Linked DNA regions of Homo sapiens: regions 1, 2, 3, 4, 5 and 6 are each linked to region 7. A link is a contact called in ENCODE Hi-C or POLR2A ChIA-PET data. All regions are on one chromosome and are shown on one strand. The core of a region is the stretch at or near the end of the contact, and the rest is flanking DNA. Distances in the headings are between cores, read along the strand shown.

Region 1 (2,917 bases), core at 186-2,685, 1.7 Mb before region 7:
ACACATATAATCCCAGCATTTTGGGAGGCCAAGGAGGGCGGATCACTTGAGGTCAGGAGTTCATGACCAGCCTGGCCAACATGGTGAAACTCCGTCTCTACCAAAATACAAAAGAAATTAGCCGGGTGTGGTGGTGGGCACCTGTAGTCCTAGCTACTCGGGAGGCTGAGGCAGGAGAATCGCTTGAACCTGGGAGGCGAAGGTTGCAGTGAGCCAAGATTGCGCCACTGCACTCCAGCCTGGGCGACAGGGCAAGATTCCAACTGGAAAAAAAAAATGCTTAGGGGAGAAAAAAAGTCAAAAAATTGGCCGGGCATGGTGGATCATGCCTGTAATTCCAGCACTTTGGAAGGCCGAGGGGGGTGGGTCACAAGTTTGAGACCAGCCTGGCCAACATGGTGAAACCCCATCTCTACCAAACTACAAATGAAATTAGCCGGGCGTGGTGGTGTGCACCTGTAGTCCCAGTTACTTGGGAGGCTGTGGCAGGAGAATCGCTTGAACCTGGGAGGCAAAGGTTGCAGTGATCCAAGATTGTGCCACTGCACTCCAGCCTGGGCGACAGAGTGAGACTCCATCTGAAAAAAAAAAAAAAAATGCTTAGGGGAGAAAAAATGTCAAAAGATCGGGTGGGTGTGGTGGCTCATGCCTGTAATTCCAGCACTTTGGAAGGCCGGGGGTGGGGGGTGGGGGTGGGGGTGGGGGTGGATCACAAGGTCAGGAGTTCGAGACCAGCCTGGCCAATATGGTGAAACCCCGTCTCTATTAAAAGCACAAAAATTAGCCGGGCATGGTGGTGGGCGCCTGTAGTCCCAGCTACTTGGGAGGCTGAGGCAGGAAATCGCTTGAACCCGGGAGGAGGAGGCTGCAGTGAGCTGAGATCGCACCACTGCATTCCAGCCTGGGCAACAGGGCGAGACTCCGTCTCAAAAAAAAAAAAAAAGAAAAAAAAAAGTCAAAAGATCTCTTGATGGCTGAAATTGATGTGAAATTCAATTTTCAGCAGCAGCAAATGACGTTTTCCTGGCACACAGCCACATCGGTCTGGGTCTGGCTTAAGGCTGCATTTGAGTTACAATAGCAGAGTCAAGCCATTCTGACAGAGACTGGGTGGCCCCTAGGATCTGTGTGAAATACAGACTGTCTGGTTTTCGTGAGAAAAGAGTGGCCAGGGGCCGCTGTTCTGGATCCTCTGTTAAATGGGGTTTTCCGGGGATCCCCGACATGGTTCCAGCAGGATGGGTCGGCAGGAGGTGAGTGTCACCCTGGGTGACTGGTCTCCCGAGGCCATGGTGGGGACGTGGAGGAGCAGGCCTGGGAAGCACCCAGGACAAAATGGGTCCACAGGGTCACGTGCCCAAGGAGGGCTGGGTGAGAAGAGACTCCCTGGGAGCTGGGAGCAGAGGGGGCGGAGGCCAGCAGGCAGGGCTGGAGGCGAGGAAATGAGAAGTTTAGCTGATGCTTTCAACAGAGCTCAGAGCTGTGGTGAAGGCGGGGCCGAGGGAATGAGGAGGTTAGTGGGGGCCATGTCGGGGATGATGCCAGCCAGGCACAAGGAAGACCCTGCGAAGGGGGTGGGTGTCATGGAGGTGAGGAGGCAGCTATGTGGTGCAAGACAGGACTCCCCACACCCCCAAGCCCAAGCCTGCACAGGAGGCAGCTGCAGGCTCAGTTGGCCTGCGGATGTGGGGGCAGGAAGTGGAAGAGTCACCCCAACCTCATGGCTCCCCTATTCGCAGAGGAGGAAGTGGAGGCTCTCCAGGGCCCCTAGCCTAGCTGCTGCCGGGTTCTGTTCTTTTCTGGTTGCTCAAGGGGTTTGGGGCACCCCGGCAGGCTCTCGATAGCTGGTTGCTGGTCAGATGGACGGACGGCAGGGATGTACAGAGAGCTGAGTGCTCCCAACGCCGTATGTCCCAGTTCACAAGAGACACCAACTGTCAGCCACAGACGCAGATGGCATTACAGCAAACACTGAAACGCAGCAAGGACTCCCAGGGCTAGGACGTGGCCCTTTAAGGACAGACTCCTACCATGAGCTAAAGTCTCACAGCAAACCCTACAGGGGTGGGGTAGGGGAAGCCTTAAATAACAACAAAAACCTAAGTGTGAAACAAGTTACTGAAATCTTACATATGTCACTAAATTTGGGTTTAGGTTATCACGAAACCACGTACTAGGTCACAGAAAGAATACAGAACAAACCAGGCTTTGATGGGGGAAGGTCCTGTTTGGTTCTCAAGGCTGTGAAAACATCTGAAGAATTTATCATATTTCCCCTAGGGCTCATCTTACCCTTTTTTTGGGGGGGGGGGGATGGGGTTTTACTCTGTTGCCCAGGCTAGTGTGCAGTGGCATGATCTTGGCTCACTGCAACCTCTGCCTTCCAGGCTCAAGTGATTCTCCACCCTCAGCCCTCCAAGTAGCTGGGACCACAGGCATGTGCCACCACGCCCGGCTAAGTTTTTGTATTTTTGGTAGAGATGGGGTTTCATTATGTTGCCCAGGCTGGTCTCGAACTCCTAAGCTCAACTGATCTGCCCACCTTGGTCTCCCAAAGTGCTGGGATTACAGGTGTGAGCCACCGCAGCTGGCCTCATCTTGCCCATTTGATGCCCAAATCATTCTCTTTGGGGGTTACTTTGTTCTTTTTTCTCAGCTTGAGATAGGACATGAATTCATTTACTTCCGTTCTTTCCTATTTGTGGATCTAATGGGTGTTCAGCTATGTGGTGTCCTCCTACCATCACTTTAAATATAGCCCATGGATTCTGATAACATACGGGTGTTTGTCACTGATTTTTAGAAAACCTGCAATTTTGGTCTGTTTGTACCTTTTTTTTTTTTTTTTTTTGAGACAGAGTCTCACTCTGTTGCCCAGGCTGGAGTGCAGTGGCGCGATCTCGGCTCACTGCAACCT
Region 2 (2,853 bases), core at 348-2,847, 1.1 Mb before region 7:
TGCGTGGGCTGTTTTCAGTTGGGGCTGTTCTGATACAGCTGCTCTGAGTGCATTTCTGTAGGTGCTGCTTGGAGTGGAATTGCTGGATCATAGCGTGAGTGTCCATCCTTAAATGGTGGTTACCATGGGATCCACAGAGTCACCAGACTCTTTCTTGGGTGACAGTGTCCTTGGTTCTCTGCACCGTGGCCCTCGTTGCAGGAATGCCCAATGAGAAGGCCCCTGTGCCCACTCCTGTCCCTCCAGCTCCACACAGAGCCCAGGAGCTGTGGGGGAAGGGGTGGCCCTGGACCTGAGCCAAGTGTAGTCCTCCCCTGGGGTTTCCTGGCAGCCTGGGTGAGAGCCTCAGTGGTGGCATTTTATCTGTTGCTTCTGTTCTTGACCTTGGCTGTCTCTGTCTACTCCTCCGGGTCAGTACACAGGGATCCTAACGCCCCCTCCCAGCATCCAGCGGGCCCAGAGTTTGGTAGAGCACCTGTGTGCAGTCGGTGCTCAGAGAGCATTTGATGACTTGTCTCGGGGAATTCTAGAAGGTCACTAGTTCTCAGGATCTTACAGCAGCCCAATTGGACAGGCAGGCGGGGGGCTGCTCTCCTTCGGCTTCCTCTCTCAATGGGCCTCTGAGGCTGCCTCCAGGCACCGTGCTGGGCACTGCCCTGCCTGAATGGATCTTACAGACCACAGAGCAGCCCAGCAGAAAGTGCAGTGTGCGGGTCCTCGTGGCCTGGCCCCTGGGGGCGTGGTCTCCAGCACACCATTCATGCTCTACAGACACCATCTTGTGGTTTTCTCATGCTCTCAGAGGAGGAACTGGGCTCCAGTCAGTGATAGGTCTTGCTTGCGTCAGTGCTGGAGGCCAGGTGCGGTCCCCTGCTACAGCTATGCGCGGCTCAACCATCAGGTCCTTGTCTGCCCAGCCTCAGCTAGGATCTTCCAGGCGGCGGCACAGGGTGCGCTGTTGTGTGCATCTCTGTGCTTGGCAGTCTCTTGAAGGTTGTTCCCTGTTGATTCCTGAAAAGCTGGCTCGTTCTTATTTGGGCTCTGTCTTTGGCGGAACATATATGGGCCGAGCACTGTGTGTGTGTTTCCCCCGAGGATGTTGGGTCATTTCCAGTCTTCTGCAGCTGGCATTCTTATCAGCTGCTCCTAGAAGAGAGAGGCTGAGAGGGAGAAGCCCCCACCCAGCGTGCTATCACCAGGACTCCGCTTGGCTTCCCACTGCTCCAGTTCTATCCGCGTAGCAACGAGTCAATTTACAGATGAGCTTTGAGAGCTCTTGTGCCTTCACAAAGGGCCAAATGGCAGTAAGAATCGTAAGTTCTGCAGACCTGAAGCAGAGGTCAGGAGAGTCTAGGTTGGTAGTTTGGTTGGGAAGAGCTGCTAAAAACAGAAAGTGGGAGGGAAGGACGCTGTGGGGGCAGTGGCTGTGGAGAGCAGCGCTGCCTGCCTCCTGGCTTCATCTGCAAGTTTCCCTCGCTGCAGAAGTCAGGCATGCCTACTGATGGAGCTCCTACTTCTGCCCCAAGCCCTGGGCTTCCTCTTTCTGAGTTGCTCATGGGGTTCAGTCAGGGCTCCGCGTGCTGCCTGTACTCAGGTGGCATTTCCCGTCCCCCGGGCTGAGTTGTAGCATGCAATTGCATACTTGCCCAAGCATTACAGGAGCTGTGGCTGCAGGACAGGGAGGGCCACATGGACATGACAGACCACTCAGGTGGCCGGCTGCTCCTGGGAGTAGCAGGAGGGCCCCAGCAGGAAGTGCTTTTCAAGTGGTGAGCTTGGTGGCTGTGGCCGAGACATGCACCTTCCCGTCATTGTTCCTCCCAGTGTCATTCTTCCTCTGAGAAGCTGTGAACTTGAGGCTTTGCCCCTGGGGTTTGAGGCTCCCATGAGGTCCCCTCAGAGGAAGGTGCCTTCACTGGGCAGAGCCTGGTGGACCTGCACCAGCCCCATGAGGCTGAGCGGAGAGTGCAGGGTGGGGCCCGCCTGAGGGTAAGCACAGCAGCACCCCTCAGGGCTGCGCTTTCCAGAGCTGAGAGGGAGGGCAGAGCTGGGGTCTTGGGGTGGAGGTGGGGTGGGGATGCAGGTGCCGCCTCTTGTACTGACTTGCACCAGAGGCAGTTTGGCTCCCAGCTGCCTGGGAACACGTGCGGAGTTTGTCAGAAGCAGGAAGACTTGGTGTGGCGGGAACCAAATCACAGACACACACTCTCCCAGCAAAGCCCTGTTTGATTCACCCGTGTGTCCTCAGCAGACACGACTGTGTGTTGGGGGTTGGGGGGTGGGCGAGGTGACTCAGCCGCGGACGGCATTAGAATGCTTAGCACATTGAAGGCAGACTGTCTGTTTCTGGGTGCCATCTGTGGCATGTTTGGGTTTGGAAGGACAGCTTGCTTGCTGATGAACACTTCCACAGTCTTTTGAGCTAAGTAGTTTTTGTAAATTACTGTCTAGACCATTCTGCATTAAAAAAAAAAAAAAAACCCGACAACATCCCCATTGTTGTTTTTAAAGTGAACCGGTTTTTACAGGTGCTTTGCCACTGAGGCCTCAGCAGGGGCTGTTTTGAGCCCAAGGAGCAGGTTATGTGGGCTGTGGGGCACAGGTGCGGGCCCACAGGCTGCCAGGGCAGTGCCGCCCACCGTCCAGGGTGGTCAGGAAGGCTGGCCGGACACCGAGGTGGGGGAGTGCAGAACTGCAGTCTGTGCTCCATGTGCACTGTTCCCAGGGCCAGCCCGGTGGGGAGTGGGCTCCAGTGCCATCTGAAGCCCTGCTGTGGTGGCCCGTGCATGCCTGGGTCACCCTGGTCCTGCCTCTCAGGCATCCTGGGGACAAGGCATAGACAACACGGAGACC
Region 3 (3,224 bases), core at 661-3,160, 1.6 Mb after region 7:
GCCAGCATGGAGGAGGTGTTCTCCCTGAATGTGAATTGGACTGATGACGGGACAGGCAATGTCTGGATGGAAGGCCTTATTATGGGGTGAAGGGAATTCTGGAGGGGCAATATGGATGGGGATGCGGTAGAGATCCGAGTTTTGTTTGTCATTGTAATTTGGTCACTTTCTACTTTTGCAATGACAAGTTTGTCTGTGTGCGTGTGTCCCTTACAGGGAGACCCCCACCCCCACCCCAGGCCCGCCCTGGAAATGCCATTCTTGTGTGTAGCTGCTCAGAAGGCCATGTGGTAAGTTGCTCCCACCTTCTGCGCCCCACCCTGAGTTGGGGAATTCTGTGCCACCCCAAATCTTCCCCTGGGGCCCCACTAGGCGGCTCTGCCCCCTCCTGCCCCAACCTGTCAGATCCTGCATCCTGGGCCAGCCTGCCCCTTGGGCCCCACAGGGAAGAAAAGGCCCTGGAGTCCCCAGGGCTGGGCCCCACGGGATGGTAGCTGGGTGTGGCTCCTAACTCCCTCTCCCCAGTTCCACCAGGTAGCAAGGTGAGAGCCAGCTGAGCTGATGAAATGGGGGACCCTGGAGGAATTCTGGGGTGCAAGGTGACACAGAAGCATCCAACTAGTCCCTCCAGTCCCTTGGAGGGCCTGGCCTGCTGCTGGGTACCCCCGCGCCCCCACCCCCAGAGTTACTCAAAAGGGGAGGCTGCTATCTTACCACCCAGGACGTGGATGAAGAATTGGATCCCTAGCCCCAAGGATGACACTTCAAAAATATTGGGGGCTGAGTGGAAAACATCATCCCCCAAAGCAATGCCCACCCAGGTCTGGGAAGGGTCCTGCGGGTTCCAGACCCCCACTGTGACACGATGGTGGTCGTGGGTGGTGGATAGGGGTCCATCGGCCTTTGTCGAGTCCTGGAGAGGGCAGATGGCAGCGGGACATGCCCAAGGAGACTGGCATGGTTGCAGAGGGCACCCCGCCCCTCGATCTCAGAGTTTTGTTCCTGGCCACCCACCTGGGCACTGGGCCAGGCCCCGAGGCAGGGCCTCCTCCTGAGGAACAATGCAGCCGCGTTCCTCCCGGTGGAGGCTGGAGGATGGAGCGGGAAAGACAGGCACACCGGGAAAGAGGGAGGGATCCAGGGAGGGCCTTGCTCCCAGAGCTACTCCGGGAGCCCGGGGAGTTTCCCAGAGGTCCCAGCGGGTGGGGGAGGGTGCCGGGAAGCCTAGGGGGAGGGGACCCAGACCCAGGGGCTGCATGGCCTGGGACCAGAAAGTCTTTTCTATGGCAGCAGGAGAGGGTTAGGTAGGATAAGAGGAGGAACTTCCTAAGGCTGGAGAAGGCGCTGTGGAACTGGAGCAAGTGGGGGTTCCTGTTTGGTGGCATCCCAGGGCAATACCCAGACCCAGGCCCCCCTCCCCGGGAGGGGTCTGCAGTGCCCAGTGTGCCCTGGGTCTGGGACCGAGCCCACCCGCCAAACCGCCCCTCACCAATCTCTATTCCCAGGGGCTCACGGCCTCCTGGGTTGCCTCTCCCTGGGCAGGCGCAGGCCTTAGACCAACAGGGGTTCCAGAGGTGGGATAGGGGGTTAGACCCTTTGCTCCCACCCTACCCCCGCAGACAGAGCCTTGGGCTTAAAACTCGGGACTGGGACTCAAGTTCAGGGTCCAGAGGGGGAAGTTGGGCTGGGTATGGGGCCCAGGCTGATTTCGGGACAAGGAGGGAGAAAGTTGGCCTTGAGTTGGGGGACGGGACAGAGTTGGGGGACAGGACAGAGAAACTGGGGGCGGGCCGGCTCGGGGGCACATGACGGCGACGCCTGCCCCGCCCCGCGCCCGCCCCCTGCCCGGCCCGGGGAGGGGGGGAGGAGACGGGAAGGTTTTAAAAGCGATTCGGCCCCGCGGCTGGCCGGCCAGTGAGTGGGGTGGAGCGCGGCCGGCGGCCGCCCCCGGCCGGTCTCGGGCCCGCAGCCCGCCCGCCTGAGCCTCGGCCGGCCCGGCCCGGGGCGGCGGCCGGAGCCCGGAGTGCGCGCCCGGCTCCCCTCCCCCCGCGGGTAAGTGGAAGTCAGGAGGGACCCAGGAGGGAGGCCGGGAGCGATCGGCGCCTCGGCGGCAGCGGCGCCGGCAACTTTTCCGCGCCTGGCTCGTGGGCGGAGTGGGGCTGCGCCCGGCGGGTCCCCAAGAGCGTTGCGAGAAGGCGAGGGCGCCGCCCCGCGCGCCTTGAGCGCCCCGCCGCCCGGGGTGGGTCGGGGATCGGGGACAGTGCGTCTGACGGTGGCGACGGCGGCCGCGGAGTCCCGGGGCGCCCCCTACGGAGCGGGGGAAGGGCGGCCCGGCCTCTGTTCCCTTCCCAGTGGCCCCTCCACCCCGACCCCCCAGGGGACGCATGGGAATGCGGTGGGGAGGGCGGGTCCCCGCGCGACTTGGGCAGGTCAAGGTGGGCAGAGAGTTGTCAGGGTGGGAGGGCTTGTGTCCGGCTCGGACATGGGGCTTGGGTTGAGGGGCTTGGATATGCATATGCCTACCCCACTCCTAGCCCCCCGACCTGGCCTTTGGACGGGAGGAATGGGTTGGGGGGGTCTCTCAGAGTTCTTTGGGTGGGGGCGGGGGTGGATACCGGTCCAAGTTCTTGACGTGTCGCCCGCTGGGTAGGGGGAAGGTCTCTTGTTGGGCAGGGGCTGGTGGGAGCTGGGGGGATGTCTCCTTTCCCTTCGGAGAAAAGCGCTCATTCAAGGTTGCATAGGAAGGAAAGCCAGGTTGGGGACCAGCCCTGTGCAGCTTGGGGTCCCCGTGCCTTTTGGCTGAAGGAGGAGGTTAAAAGGGCCCAGACTGAACCCCGACCCCTCTGTCTTAGCCCCAGACTGTTTTCTGATTTTAGCACTAGATTTGGCTGCCCCTAAAGCCCTTAGCCCTAACTGACCTTCCTGCCCAGCCCAGCCCAGCCCAGCCCAGCCAGGCCCCAGACCCAGTGGCTTCTTGAATGTTTTGGCTGTGCAGCTGGCTCCTTGTCACCTGCCCCCTTCCCAACCTTCCCCAGCTGGCAGCCTCTGACTCCTGGTCTATGAGGGTGAGGCTGGGGGCTGGGGGACCCCTGGCATAAGGGGTGTCCTCTGGCAGTCCTGCCCCAGCTGGAGGGCTGTACCCAACAGGTGCCCAGGCTTAGAGGCGAGGTGATGTTGGACACACCCTGTCCGCTCGCCCACATGCCCTGCCCGGGCCAGCCTGG
Region 4 (3,212 bases), core at 703-3,202, 1.9 Mb before region 7:
TAATGGCATAAGCTGTCTTTCTGTCTGTCCCCTCTCTCTCTCTCTGCCTCGGCTGCCAGGCAGGGAAGGGCCCCCTGTCCAGTGGACACGTGACCCACGTGACCTTACCTATCATTGGAGATGACTCACACTCTTTACCCTGCCCCTTTTGCTTTGTATCCAATAAATAACAGCACAGCCAGACATTCGGGGCCACTACCAGTCTCCGCGCATTGCTGGTAGTGGTCCCCCGGGCCCAGCTGTCTTTTCTTTTATCTCTTCGTCTTGTGTCTTTATTTCTACACTCTCTCGTCGCCGCACACAGGGAGAGACCCACTGACCCTGTGGGGCTGGTCCCTACAGTAATTTTAAAGGGAAGAGCAACAAACTTTCGGTTTGCAGGGCTGGGACTGTTTACAGCTGCAAAATTTAGAGAGGACATCAATCTATTATTATCCACATTTTACAGCTGGGGAAATCAATGCTAAGAGAGGAAATTCATTTGCCCAGAGGTGCACCACCCTGGCCTCCAATGTGCAATTCATGCAATTGTGATTTCCGACCTGGTCCCAAACTAACCCTAAAGTTAGCAGGCCAGAACAGTGCTGCTCAAATAAGTCAGCTTAGTCAAATAAGTCAGGCAAAGGTCGTGTCTTTGCACCTGGAGTCCTGGCCAGGCTGGTAGGTCCCTCCTCCTGGGACAAGTTCACCCTCAGAATTTTCAGCAAGATCATCTCCCACAGCTTGTTAATTGGTTCTTGGTTCTAAGTGATTTTTTTGTTTATTGGTTTAAGAGATGGGATCCCACTCTATCACCCAGGCTTGAGTGCCGTGGCACAATCATAGCTCGCTGCAGCCTCAAACTCCTGGGCTCGAGTGATCCTCCTGCCTCAGCCTCCCAGCCTCAGCCTGGGACCACAGGCATGTACCACCATGCCTGGCTCTAAGTGGCTTTAATGGGGTCCTTCTGAGGGATGTTGGAGTCAGGGCCTGGGGGGAGTTCCCCAGGCCTTCTGGGAGGCCTGGGCTCTGGACTTGACCTCGCCTACTGTCTGGCCCTGCTGAAAAGAAAAAAAAACATGGAAATGGCAGACCTAACAGAATCTGGGCTGTGGTCAGGATGTGGCTGAAGAAGCCACAAGAAAAACATGCAGTCCCCTTTCAGCGGTCATGCCCAGCAGTTGGGTGCCGATAATGGGCCTGATTTCCTGTAGGAAGCCCTGGCTCTCTTGGCCACATGGACAGTGTCTGAGGCTGGCCCTGTTATTCCCCTTTGCAGATGAAGAAACAGGCTCAGAGAGTTTACCTGGTATCCTGGAGTCCCAGGAGCACTTTTTCTGGAAGTAGGAGCTTGTTTCCTGCAGGTGCCAAGACAGAGACCGACATTGTTTGTTGGCTGGGTCGGTCTCCCAGTTTTCAGCTGGCTCCAGTCTCACCTGTTGCTCACACACCCTCCATGTCTCCCATAGTCCCCTCGGTGGGGACAGAGGCACTGGATGAAGCCCTGCTCGTCACCACAGAGACACCTGAACACAAAAACCAGTCCCTGGGGTCAGACCCAGGCCCCGCCCCCAGACCCAGGCCCTGCCCTCACTCCACCACGCAACTGTGCAACCTCAGTTTCCCCAGGTGGAGACCGGACCAACAGTGATGGCCTCTGCCTCTTCAGGTCATAGTACAGATGAATACAGGCTGGCACGGCCTAGGCACTCAGTAACACACAGCAGAGGCACAGGGACTTAAGATGGAGTGTCCCAGGCAGCCACAGTTGGCTGGCACCCAGCTGGGAAGGGCCCAAGGGCTTTTAAAGCAGGGTGAAAAAAAAGCCCACCTCCTTTCTGGGAAACTGAAACTGAAAACCTAATTAATCCTCTGCCTGTAGGTGCCTCATGCAAGAGCTGCTGGTCAGAGCACTTCCTGGAACTTGCTATTGGTCAGGACGTTTCCTATGCTAATAAAGGGGTGGCCCGTAGAAGATTCCAGCACCCTCCCCTAACTCCAGGCCAGACTCTAAAGGGGAGATCTGGATGGCATCTACTTCGTATGACTATTGCAGAGTGCCCATGGAAGACGGGGATAAGCGCTGTAAGCTTCTGCTGGGGATAGGAATTCTGGTGCTCCTGATCATCGTGATTCTGGGGGTGCCCTTGATTATCTTCACCATCAAGGCCAACAGCGAGGCCTGCCGGGACGGCCTTCGGGCAGTGATGGAGTGTCGCAATGTCACCCATCTCCTGCAACAAGAGCTGACCGAGGCCCAGAAGGGCTTTCAGGATGTGGAGGCCCAGGCCGCCACCTGCAACCACACTGTGGTAAGCTCCTCAACTCCTTTGGATGGCCTAGTACTAGGCGGTGGGAGGGACAAGAATCTCTCCCCAGAAATCTGACCCAGGGTGGGTCTCCAGGGAGATGCAGGGGAGGTCCTGAAACTGCTCCTGGGCCCCCACATCAAGGGACCTAGGTTCCCCTACCAGGGTTTGTGGGCCCCTAACCCAGTCCAGGGCACTGGTGTAGGGGCAGGGTGTTAAAACTCTCCAGATCCCCCAAATCGGGGACCTCAGTATCCCCCTGGGACTTAGGTGAATTTATAAATTCTTTCCAGGGCACTGGTGTCGGGGGCCTTGAAACTCCTCGTGGGCACCAGTCCTGGGGGAGTAGAAATCCCTATTCAGGGTTGAAGGGGGACCTCACCAGACCCTGAAAAAGGGGGCTTTTGAAATTTTCACTTCATCCCTAAGAAACTGAAATATTCACCTGGGTCCTGATATGGGGGATCTTGAAACTCTCGCTGGGCATGTCACTTGGGCGGGGAAATCCCACTGCATTCTGGATTTGGTAGGGCCCTCTAACTTTTCTTGGGCCATTGCTCAGGCAATCTGGAAATGTCCACTAAACTTTGGTTATCGATAGCCTCCAAGTTTCCACGTGGGGTGGCCTCAAAACTCCCATTTTGAGGACCCACATGCTTATGGGTGGCCCTGGGAGAGTGTGTGGTTGTGGCTGTTCTTTAAGGTTGGAGACCATGGTGCAGAGAGGGTTGGAAGAAAACCTGAAAGGGGTTTGCATTTAAGCCCCTCTGTCCCCAGGACCTAGGGAGGAGGCCCAGGTCCCAGGGGCAGCAGCCAAACTCCCCAGGCCAAAACCCCAGATTCTAACTCTTCTTAGATGGCCCTAATGGCTTCCCTGGATGCAGAGAAGGCCCAAGGACAAAAGAAAGTGGAGGAGCTTGAGGG
Region 5 (3,140 bases), core at 250-2,749, 1.4 Mb before region 7:
GCCGACACGTAGTAGTAGATGAAGGGATCCACGCAGCTGTTGAGGGTGCTCAGCGCCAGGCTGGGCACGTAGGCACCATAGAGGTTGCCCCAGGCGCTGGGGCTCGGGTCCGAGTAATGCAGCAGCAGCAGCAGGTTGCTGGGCACGAAGAAGGCCACGGCGGAGGCCAGCACCACTGCGGTCAGCCTCAGCGCGTGGCCGTAGCGCCGGCCGCTGGCCGCCAGCGTGTGCAGGGTGGCCCCGTAGCACAGCAGCATGGCCAGCAGGGGCAGGAAACAGCCCAACAGCGCCAGGCAGGTGAAGGCCGGTTGCCAGTGGGAGGCCTGTGCGTCCAGGGGCAGCGCGTCATGGCAGAGCACGCGATCGGAGCGCGCCAGCCGGAAGGTCTGCCGCTGCAGTGTCAGGGGCAGTGCCAGGGCGGCCGCCATGAGCCAAGCAGCCATGCAGAGTCCAAGGGCCAGGCGCCGGCCACGCAGGGCGCGGGCCCGCAGCGGGTGCACCAGGGCCAGGTAGCGATCCAGGCTGACGGCGGCCAGCAGCAGCACTGAGCCATACATGTGACCATAGAGTGCGGCCGTGGCCAGGCGGCAGGCGGCCTCCCCGAAGGGCCAGCGCTGGCCACGCAGGTGGTAGGCGATCCGCGGGGGCAGCGCCAGGGCCAGCAGGAGGTCAGCAGCCGCGAGGTTCATCAGCAGCATGGTGGAGGGCAGCCGAGGTGCCTGCGTGGCCAGCACCCACAGCGCCAGCCCATTGGCCGGCAGCCCCACCACCAGGACCAGCCCATAGAGGGCGGGCACCAGCCTGGTGGGCACCCAGCCCAGAAGCAGTGCCCGTGAGCTGTCCGGGAGCTCCAGGGTGTCACTGTCATTGGCACAGACTTGGCCTGGGTAGCCGCGGGGGGCAGGCAGGATTGAGGGCGTGCTGTCTGGGAGAGAGAGGGGACCTCAGTCAGCCCCTGCCTCGGCAGGTGACGAGAAGCAGCAGGGAGGGAGGTGCTCAGAGCCTGGGGTCTGCCCTGGTGGGAAACAGCTGGACATGACACTCAAGGGAATAGCCCAGCCCTATGGGGTCAGAGACGGGATACAGAGTGGGCTGGGCTGAAGCCCGCAACTTCCCGGCCTCCCCCTCCCCAGCTCCGGGCCCCCAGCTCCATCTCTGATGTAACCCCATCTCTGCACCCCAAAGCCAGGACCACTCACCATCACCACCTCCGGTGCTCCCGCTCTCGTCGTAGACGCTGGGGGTCTGGGTGCCGCCAGACAGGCTGAACCCCAGCACCAGGGGCCACAGGAGCAGTCGCCCCCACATGACTGCACTCAGGCTGCTCTGGGCTGTGGCCTCAGGCTTCCTGCCTCGCCGGACCCTGAGCCCCAGCTTCTGGAGCCGAGGCGGACGAGCAGATCGCGCCGGTAGAGATAAACCAGGAAGGCTGCCCCTGCCCCCGCAGACCCACCAGGGCCGCTTGCCAGCCAGCCCGTGGGAGGACTGGAGTGTGGGTTATGGAGACCGGGCTGCCCCACGTGGCTATATCCAGTGTGGCGCCTCCCAGGGACCCAGGTGCCAGGCCAGCAAGATGCAGGGGGGGGGGTCCCAGCTGCAGCCAGCACCCCCGGTCCCTGACCAGCCCAGGAAGCATCTGCGGTTCAAGTGGCCACTTCCTGCCAGCCGCTCACATCTGCAGCCACTGTTCTCACGACAGCCCTGTCCTCACCCCAATCCCCACGCCCATCACGGGCTCTGGGCCTTTCCTGAAGTCACCCCCCGACTTCCTATCTCTGGTGAGCAGGATAAGAAGAGCCCTGCTAGGCCAGGCACGGTGGCTCACGGCTGTAATCCCAACATTTTGGGAGGCCAAGGCAGGCAAATCACCTGAGGTTGGGAGTTTGAGACCGGCCTGACCAACATGGAGAAACCCCATCTCTCATAAAAATACAAAAATTAGCTGGGCTTGGTGGCAGATGCCTGTGGTCCCAGCTACTCAGGAGGCTGAGGTGGGAGAATTGCTTGAACCCAGGAGGTGGAGGTTGCAGTGAGCCGAGATCTTGCCACTGCACTCCAGCCTGGGCAACAGAGCGAGACTCGGCAAAAAAAAAAAAAAAAACCAAGGATGGGCGCCTCCCAGAGGGTAATAGCGAGGGTCCCTTCAGACCCCCAGAGCAGCACGAGCCCAGCGTCAGGGACTCTGGCTGAACCTCGAGAGCCCCTCAGCATCCTCGGCTGACCCCATACTCACAAGGCACCCCTGTATGAGTGCCTCACTTCACTCTTGCCCAGGGGACACACGGGCATCTGTAGGGGAGACAGTGATGCTGGGGACAGCACCTGCCGAGGACCGGGGGGACTTCGGGGTGTGTGGCTCGCCTGCTCTGACCTCTGACCCTGAGTGAGGTGGCCAGGTTGAAGGGTCCCCAAGCCAGCCTCCAGGGGGCCTCCCTCCTCTAGCCCCAGCACATCCCCACTCCTGGGTACCATTGGATGGGGGCTCATCGGGCAGATGAAGAAACTGAAGCTCGGGGGGGTACCCCTTCCCTCTTCTGCACAAGGCCCCTCAGTGTTGTCCCTCCCTGCCTCAGAGAGGCCTCAACCCGTCGTGCCCTGGGGGAGTCTGGTATGGGTGGTTCTGGCCCCAGTGTGCTCAGCGCTGGGCTACAGGGGATGGGGGACAGGGCTTGGGGGGGTCTGGGAGCAGGAGGGCCTAGTTGGGAGCCATGAGGATTGGGGAAAATAAAATGAACTAGGGATGGGGGAGGGAGGGGTCCAATGTGGCCGTTTCCTGCCTGGGGGAGCCCTAATCTCATCACACACTTGAGCACTCGGGGATCAGCCAGGAAGTGACTGAGCAGAGTCTTGGACAGAGTCAACACCCAGCTCCAGGAGGAGACACTGAAGCCTGGAGAGAGAGTCTAGCTGGGGCAGGGTCTCAGAGGCCCTGCTCCCATTTCTGGGCAGTTTCCATGGCCACCAATGAGAAAATCAGCTTCACGTCAATGACTTGGGGAAAAAGGTGGCTGAGGACACCCTCAGCACACGGAAAACCCACGCCTGGGCTCCCCCCTCCACCGTCTTCTCTGTGAGCAGAGTGGGAAGCTGTGCAGGGGAGGCTGGGCACACCGGCAGTCCAGTGATGCTGGGGCAGGGTG
Region 6 (2,835 bases), core at 108-2,607, 1.1 Mb before region 7:
GGGAGGCAGAGGTTGCAGTGAACCGAGATCACACCACTGCACTCCAGCTTGGGCGAGAGAGAGCAAGACTGTGTCTCAAAAAAAAAAAAAAACCAAACAATTAAGATCCTCGATCTTCATGAGAAAATATGAACTAGAGGACATTTAGAAAAAAAAAAATCCTTGATCTTGCCTCCTGACCTGCAGAGTCTAAAATATTTGCTTTCTGTCCCTTTTATACAAAAAGTTTTGTTGATTCCTAGCCTACAGCAACACTTGATGTAGAGTTGTCAATCCATAAGCATCTGGTGGAAAAATGCTGTTAACAATAAAAATGAAACTAATCTAAAATACATGTGCATTTATTTGCACAGAAAAAAACAGGCTGGGTAAAGTAGCTCATGCCTATAATCCTAGCACTTTGGGAGGCCGAGGCGGGAGGATTACTTGAGCACAGGAGTTCAGGGCTAGTGAGCTATGATCATGACACTGCACTCCAGCGTGGGCCACAGAGCAAGACCTTGTCTCAAGAAAAAAGAAAAAAAAAAACGGATAAAGGAAAAAAAAGCGGCGGGGGCGGGGGGCAGGTATAGCCAACTAAGCATTAACCATCTCAAGAGGATCAGTTTATATCGGACGTCCACAGCAGAAATTTGCTGCTTCTGGCTATCTTTTCCCCACAATTAGCAAGGGTTAGCTTCATTATTTTAGAGGCAACCCAACTGCAGCTTTTAGAAAGGCGCTGTGCCCTCTAGGCCAGCAATTTGAGGGCATGGGTTGGGGGGTACCCCGCCCCAGTCTTCCTGACCAAAGAGTGGAGCGGAAGAAAGCCAGGAGGAGGATGTTTTGAACCTAAATACGTCCAGCTGCAATCCCAGTCAAGCTCGTCGCCCCCAGTTCTGCTCCACCTCCGGTCTGGCCGGGGAGAATGTGACAGTCGCCGCAGCCCGGGATCCACCCGGACGCACCTCACCTCGCAGTCTCCTCACTGTGCCCGCGAAAGGAAAGAGACCCTGGCCCAGGCACGAAGTCCCCAGGCCCCTGGTCGCCCGGAGGTAGCAACCAGCCAGCCCATCGGGCTGCGACGCCGACCAAGGGGCACGCCCCGCGCCCCCCGGTCTCGACTAACACCCACCCGCGCCGTTCCAGCCTTTCCGCGGCGCCGCGCGACGGGGACCCACTCTGCGAAAGTGTCAGGAAACTTCTGCGCGTGCGCGTCGCTAGCCCCTCCCGCGCGCCAGGCATCGCGCGGCTTCTTCCCGCCTGCCTCCCGCTCTCACTTCCGGAGTTTCCCAGCGACGGCCGTAAGTGGCGGGCGGAAGCGGCCCTAGAAGCCCGCCGTAAACGGCTCCCTCGCGCCACTTCCGGCCGGCTTCCGCAGACGGCGCTGGTGGTCGATCGTGTGGCGCCGGAGGACGTTCCCCGCGGCCGGAGCCATGGAGATGCCGCTGCCCCCCGATGGTGAGACCCAAACCGGCCGAGAGACCGTTTCTCTCTCCCCGGAACCTCCTATTGGCCGGCCCCGCCTCCCGGAGTCCCCGGGTCTGGGAGGGGGCGGGGCTCGGCCTCGCGGCTTCGCCTGCGGCCTCTCCCGTGGGTCCCCGCATTCCCGGCGAGCGTGTGGCCCCTATCGGGACCCGTACAAGGGCGGCCTCTTCGGGGCCCACCCCCTTGGGGTCCCCGGCAAGGCGGACGGGGGCTGGGGCGCCGAGTCCCCCGGCTTTGGGCGGTCCTCGCTGACGCCCCGCGTGGCCTTTTCTCCGTCCTCCAGACCAGGAGCTTCGAAATGTCATCGACAAGCTCGCCCAGTTCGTGGCTCGCAATGGGCCCGAGTTTGAGAAGATGACTATGGAGAAGCAGAAGGACAACCCCAAATTCTCGTTTCTTTTCGGAGGCGAATTCTACAGTTACTACAAGTGCAAGCTGGCGCTGGAGCAGCAGCAGCGTGAGTCCCCTCCGGCACTCAGGCCGTCCCATCGAGCGCTTCCTTTCTCGGATTCCAGTCCGGGCTCTGCCACAAACCTCTTTCTTTCGGGTCGTTTATTCTTTGAAGTGGAGCAGCTCGGTCCACACGATCCCTGTTCCGCTGTTCCCACGGCCCTGCACAGAGCGGCTGCTGGGTGCCACTGTAATGGAGAACAACGAGGTTTTCGATCCTCCCCCCTGGGCTCTGGATCAGGGATTTTGCTGTTGTTTTGCAGACTGATGACGGAGATTAGCAGGAGTAGCGTGATTGTTTTAGTGTTTTCTAGGGAGGAAGTGATAGAGGCCGGATGGGAGTCCATGGGACAGGCACTGTCCAGCCCCCTTTGCCGTCTCCCTGTGGGTCCAGCAAGGTTTTGTGCATTTCAGATGCCTGCAGCAGAAATCAAAAAGAATTATCCCTCTGAGTTTTAGTTATTGGCAAGTGTTTATCAATGTTCGTTCATTTAGGCAACAGGATTCCAGTCCTGCTCTAAAGAAGTTTAAAGTTAGGAAGCAGAGCTGGCCTTTGAATAATGGATAGTCACCAGGTGGTGCGGCTGCTCAGGGCAGGTATCACATCTGTCACGTTCAGTACCCAACCCCGTCTCTAGATTGTTTAAATGAATAACTAGGAGTTTGCCAGGTAGATGGACATTGAGAGGTGGTTGTCCGCTGTTTGATCGAACGCCAATTGTGTGTTATGTATTAAGGTACAATGACCCAAACAAGGTCTGTTTGGCTTCGGCGAGCGTGTAGTTCAGGGGACTACACGCTCGTCTTGTATTAAGGTACAAGGTCATTGTCCCTTAATACATAACACACAGTTGGTGTTCGATTAAACAGCTTGAAAGGAGGCCTGTTGCAGTGGCTCATACTGTAATCACAGCACTT
Region 7 (2,842 bases), core at 49-2,548:
CCGGGCACGGTGGCTTACGCCTATAATACCAGCACTTTGGGAGGCCAAGGCGGGCAGATCATTTCAGGTCAGGAGTTCAAGACCAGCCTGACCAACATGGTGAAACCCCGTCTCTACTAAAAATACAAAAAAATTAGGCAGGCATGGTGGTGAATACCTGTAGTCCCAGCTACTCAGGAGGCTGAGTAGGGAGAATCACTTGAATCCGGGAGGCAGAGATTGCAGTGAGCCAAGATCGTGCCACTGCACACCAGCCTGGGAGACAGAGCGAAACTCCTTCTCGATAAATAAATCAATTAATAATAATAAGAGTAATAATAAATCTTGCCATCTTCCAGAAGCCCCCCTTGTACCCTCTTCCCAGCCACCAGTGCCTCCAAAAGAAACTGATACCCTGCTTGTTAGACATGGTTTTGCCTGCTTTAGGACTTTATGTAAATGGAATCACAAAGTGTATACTCTTCATTGTTTTGGGGTTTTTAAATTTATTTATTATTGCTTTTTAGAGATGGGGTCTCCCGAGGGCAGGGAGGGGAAAAAGAAAAAAAAAAGTTAGATATGAGGTCTCCCTATGTCACCCAGACTGGAGTGCACTGCCTATTCACAGGCATGATCACAGCTCACTGCAGCCTCGAACTCCTGGCCTCAAGCGATCCTCCTCCCTCAGCCTCCTGAATAGCTCAGATTACTGGCATTTTATGGCTTTGGTTTTGGTTTTGGCTCAACATTGTTTGTGATTCACCCAAGTTAAATCATTCTTTAGTTTGTTCTCACTGCTGTATGATATTCTGCTGTGCGAAGAGATCACAATTTATTCCTTCTCCCACTAATGGGTACTTAGGCTGCTTCCAATGTGGGGCTATTATGCATTGTGCTGGGGGGGCATATCTATTGGACGTCTACCTAGCAATGGAATTGCTGAGTCAGAGAAGATCCAGCTAGTAGTGTTAGTAGATCCTGCCAAACCGTTTCCCAACATGAGTGAATGGGTCTACACTCCGGCCAACTGTGGATTAGAGTTCTAGGTGCTTTGTATTCTCGCCAGCATTTGTTCAGCCTGTACTCATTTTGCAGAGAAGGCAACGGAGGCTCAGAGAGAGGGGCAAGTGCTGCCTCCCCGTCAGGGAGGCAGTCTGGGTCCTTCTTGCTAGAAGCCTGGTAACCCACCTCCTCTCTTCTCCTCCCTCGAACCTCCAGCAACCTGCCCGCACTGTGCCCTCCCAGCCTGGCTGTGGGGTGGGGTGGGACAGAGAGGGTCACGTGGAGTTGGGTTCCGAGGGAGGAAGCCAGGCGGGGTGCAGACGGCTGCTGATTCTGGGGCTGGTCAGGAAACCAAGGTAAGGGAGGGAGTGGAGGTGGGGGCAGGGGGATTCCTGGAGGCAGAGCTGAGGGTGGGGAGGGGGCCGAGATGAGGGCAGTATGTGGACAGACACTGGGCACTACTGTCACTCTCTCGTCCCCCAGGAGACCCCCCCCCCCAACCATGGACCCACCGTCGCCAAGCCGGACCTCCCAAACCCAGCCCACAGCCACCTCTCCGCTGACTTCCTACCGCTGGCACACAGGGGGCGGTGGGGAGAAGGCGGCTGGAGGGTTCCGCTGGGGCCGCTTTGCTGGCTGGGGCAGGGCCCTGAGCCACCAGGAGCCCATGGTCAGCACCCAGCCAGCCCCTCGCTCGATATTCCGTCGGGTCCTATCTGCGCCTCCCAAGGAGTCACGGACCAGTCGCCTTCGACTCTCCAAGGCCCTCTGGGGGAGGCATAAGAACCCACCGCCGGAGCCAGACCCGGAGCCGGAGCAGGAGGCCCCAGGTACATGGTTCCCCCACCCTGAGCTTGGGCCGGGCTGGGAAGCCGGATGCTTGGGTTTTGTCTGCCTCCGGAGCATCAACCATACAGACACAGGAAGTTGTGGGGAGTGCAAAAGCCCAGCAGGAAGCCGCTGGGGCCCAGCTACCCTGTTCCCTCTTTCCCCCTAAAGAGGGTAGGAGGAGTTGCCGGGGTCCTGTGGGCAGAGGGTCCATCTGAGGAAGGAACAGTGAATGTAAACCCGTGATAGTATTGTCCAGAGGCTAAACGGCTCTTGGCCCCAACGGGTCTCTCCTTCAATGGCTCAGGCCCATCCTTTCCTACCTGGATATCCATCTTCAGCCTGCCTCCTACTCTCCTACCTTCTAGCTTCCGTGTCTTTGTTCTGAGCCCTTAAGCCTCAGCCTCTCCATCAGTTCAGTGAGAATAATGATCTCCATTTTGGAGAGTATATAATTTTATTTGCTCATATTCATTCATTTATTCAAGCAGAGGTTTGTTGAGCTTCTATTGTATGTGCCAGGCCCTGATTTAGGCACTGAGGACACACTAGTGAAAGAGACAGATGACCCTCCCTGCCCCATGGAGCTCACAGTGTAGTGGAATTGACAGGAAATCCATCAACAAGAAAATGACAGATGGGCCAGGCATGATGGCTCACACCTGTAATCCCAGCACTTTGGGAGGCCAAGGTGGGTGGATCACCTGAGCTCAGGAGTTCGAGACCAGCCTGGCCAACATGGCAAAACCCTGTTTCTACTAAAAATACAAAAAAAAAAAAGTATCTAGGCATGGTGGCACATACCTGTACTCCCAGCTACTCAGGAGGCTGAGGCAGGATAATCGCTTGAACCCGGGAGGTGGAGGTTGCAGTGAGCTGAGATTGCACTACTGCACTCCCGCCTGGGCGACAGAGGGAGACTCCATCTCAATGGAAGAAAAAAAAAAAAAAGAAAGAAAAAAAATGACAGATGGTGCTAAGTGTCACACAGGGGGATCTAGAAGAGTAATGGATATCACAAGAATTAGGGCTC

What was found. A loop is a pair of places that touch in the nucleus more often than their neighbours do. ChIA-PET counts read pairs that join two places held with the same protein, here RNA polymerase II (POLR2A). Pooled maps may share reads with other maps.
Region 1: a loop to region 7 is called in a pooled map, with 16 times the contacts of the local background. The contact joins the enhancer-like site here to the promoter of RASAL3 in region 7. A Hi-C loop is called at or near these places in 2 of 37 single-sample maps with no recorded cell type and 3 of 50 pooled maps. POLR2A ChIA-PET finds 5 or more read pairs at or near these places in 1 of 52 experiments (B cell).
Region 2: a map with no recorded cell type shows a loop between it and region 7 (21-fold over the local background). The contact joins the enhancer-like site here to the promoter of RASAL3 in region 7. A Hi-C loop is called at or near these places in 7 of 37 single-sample maps with no recorded cell type and 6 of 50 pooled maps. POLR2A ChIA-PET finds 5 or more read pairs at or near these places in 1 of 52 experiments (CD4-positive, alpha-beta T cell).
Region 3: a map with no recorded cell type shows a loop between it and region 7 (16-fold over the local background). The contact joins the promoter of MIR23AHG here to the promoter of RASAL3 in region 7. A Hi-C loop is called at or near these places in 1 of 37 single-sample maps with no recorded cell type and 5 of 50 pooled maps. POLR2A ChIA-PET finds 5 or more read pairs at or near these places in 2 of 52 experiments (activated CD4-positive, alpha-beta T cell and activated naive CD4-positive, alpha-beta T cell).
Region 4: a loop to region 7 is called in a pooled map, with 2.1 times the contacts of the local background. The contact joins the promoter of BST2 here to the promoter of RASAL3 in region 7. A Hi-C loop is called at or near these places in 1 of 50 pooled maps. POLR2A ChIA-PET finds 5 or more read pairs at or near these places in 2 of 52 experiments (activated CD4-positive, alpha-beta T cell and activated naive CD8-positive, alpha-beta T cell).
Region 5: a loop to region 7 is called in a map with no recorded cell type, with 13 times the contacts of the local background. The contact joins the promoter of F2RL3 here to the promoter of RASAL3 in region 7. A Hi-C loop is called at or near these places in 4 of 37 single-sample maps with no recorded cell type and 4 of 50 pooled maps.
Region 6: a loop to region 7 is called in a pooled map, with 7 times the contacts of the local background. The contact joins the promoter of CHERP here to the promoter of RASAL3 in region 7. A Hi-C loop is called at or near these places in 2 of 50 pooled maps. POLR2A ChIA-PET finds 5 or more read pairs at or near these places in 2 of 52 experiments (PC-9 and activated T-cell).

Annotation. Positions count from the first base shown.
Region 1 is chr19:17,124,694-17,127,610 of GRCh38, reverse strand. All of the region lies in intron 2 of MYO9B (myosin IXB), which reads right to left. Among named protein-coding and RNA genes, the nearest start is that of SNORA118, 34 kb to the right of the region's middle. RefSeq lists enhancers at 1,057-1,496, 1,607-1,996. Within about 2 kb of position 1,435, at least 29 of the 41 ENCODE cell types and tissues checked have a DNase peak (open chromatin) inside an H3K27ac peak, as active enhancers do; they include B cell, where a contact is called at or near this core.
Region 2 is chr19:16,586,540-16,589,392 of GRCh38, reverse strand. All of the region lies in intron 1 of MED26 (mediator complex subunit 26), which reads left to right. Among named protein-coding and RNA genes, the nearest start is that of SLC35E1, 16 kb to the right of the region's middle. RefSeq lists enhancers at 44-93, 304-473, 724-793, 964-1,013, 2,518-2,853. Within about 2 kb of position 1,597, at least 31 of the 41 ENCODE cell types and tissues checked have a DNase peak (open chromatin) inside an H3K27ac peak, as active enhancers do; they include CD4-positive, alpha-beta T cell, where a contact is called at or near this core.
Region 3 is chr19:13,841,604-13,844,827 of GRCh38, reverse strand. MIR23AHG (miR-23a/27a/24-2 cluster host gene) reads left to right here and starts at 1,910. Exons shown (of 1, transcript NR_036515.2): 1 at 1,910-3,224. RefSeq lists silencers at 1,749-2,478, 2,939-2,998 and a cis regulatory region at 1,504-3,012.
Region 4 is chr19:17,404,370-17,407,581 of GRCh38, reverse strand. It overlaps BST2 (bone marrow stromal cell antigen 2), which reads left to right and starts at 1,952. Exons shown (of 5, transcript NM_004335.4): 1 at 1,952-2,291; 2 at 3,145-3,211. The coding sequence starts at 2,007. It overlaps BISPR (BST2 interferon stimulated positive regulator), which reads right to left and starts at 1,896. Exons shown (of 4, transcript NR_130766.1): 1 at 1,811-1,896; 2 at 1,286-1,505. It also overlaps a transcript of MVB12A not described here. RefSeq lists enhancers at 941-990, 1,191-1,240, 1,291-1,350, 1,541-1,920, 1,991-2,050 and 2 more.
Region 5 is chr19:16,887,358-16,890,497 of GRCh38, reverse strand. It overlaps F2RL3 (F2R like thrombin or trypsin receptor 3), which reads right to left and starts at 1,499. Exons shown (of 2, transcript NM_003950.4): 1 at 1,200-1,499; 2 at 1-925. The coding sequence starts at 1,308. RefSeq lists an enhancer at 225-824.
Region 6 is chr19:16,540,959-16,543,793 of GRCh38, reverse strand. It overlaps CHERP (calcium homeostasis endoplasmic reticulum protein), which reads left to right and starts at 1,357. Exons shown (of 17, transcript NM_006387.6): 1 at 1,357-1,440; 2 at 1,751-1,924. The coding sequence starts at 1,416. RefSeq lists silencers at 1,456-1,645, 1,656-1,725.
Region 7 is chr19:15,463,000-15,465,841 of GRCh38, reverse strand. RASAL3 (RAS protein activator like 3) reads left to right here and starts at 1,298. Exons shown (of 18, transcript NM_022904.3): 1 at 1,298-1,337; 2 at 1,465-1,811. The coding sequence starts at 1,484. RefSeq lists enhancers at 955-1,064, 1,705-1,834, 1,935-2,074.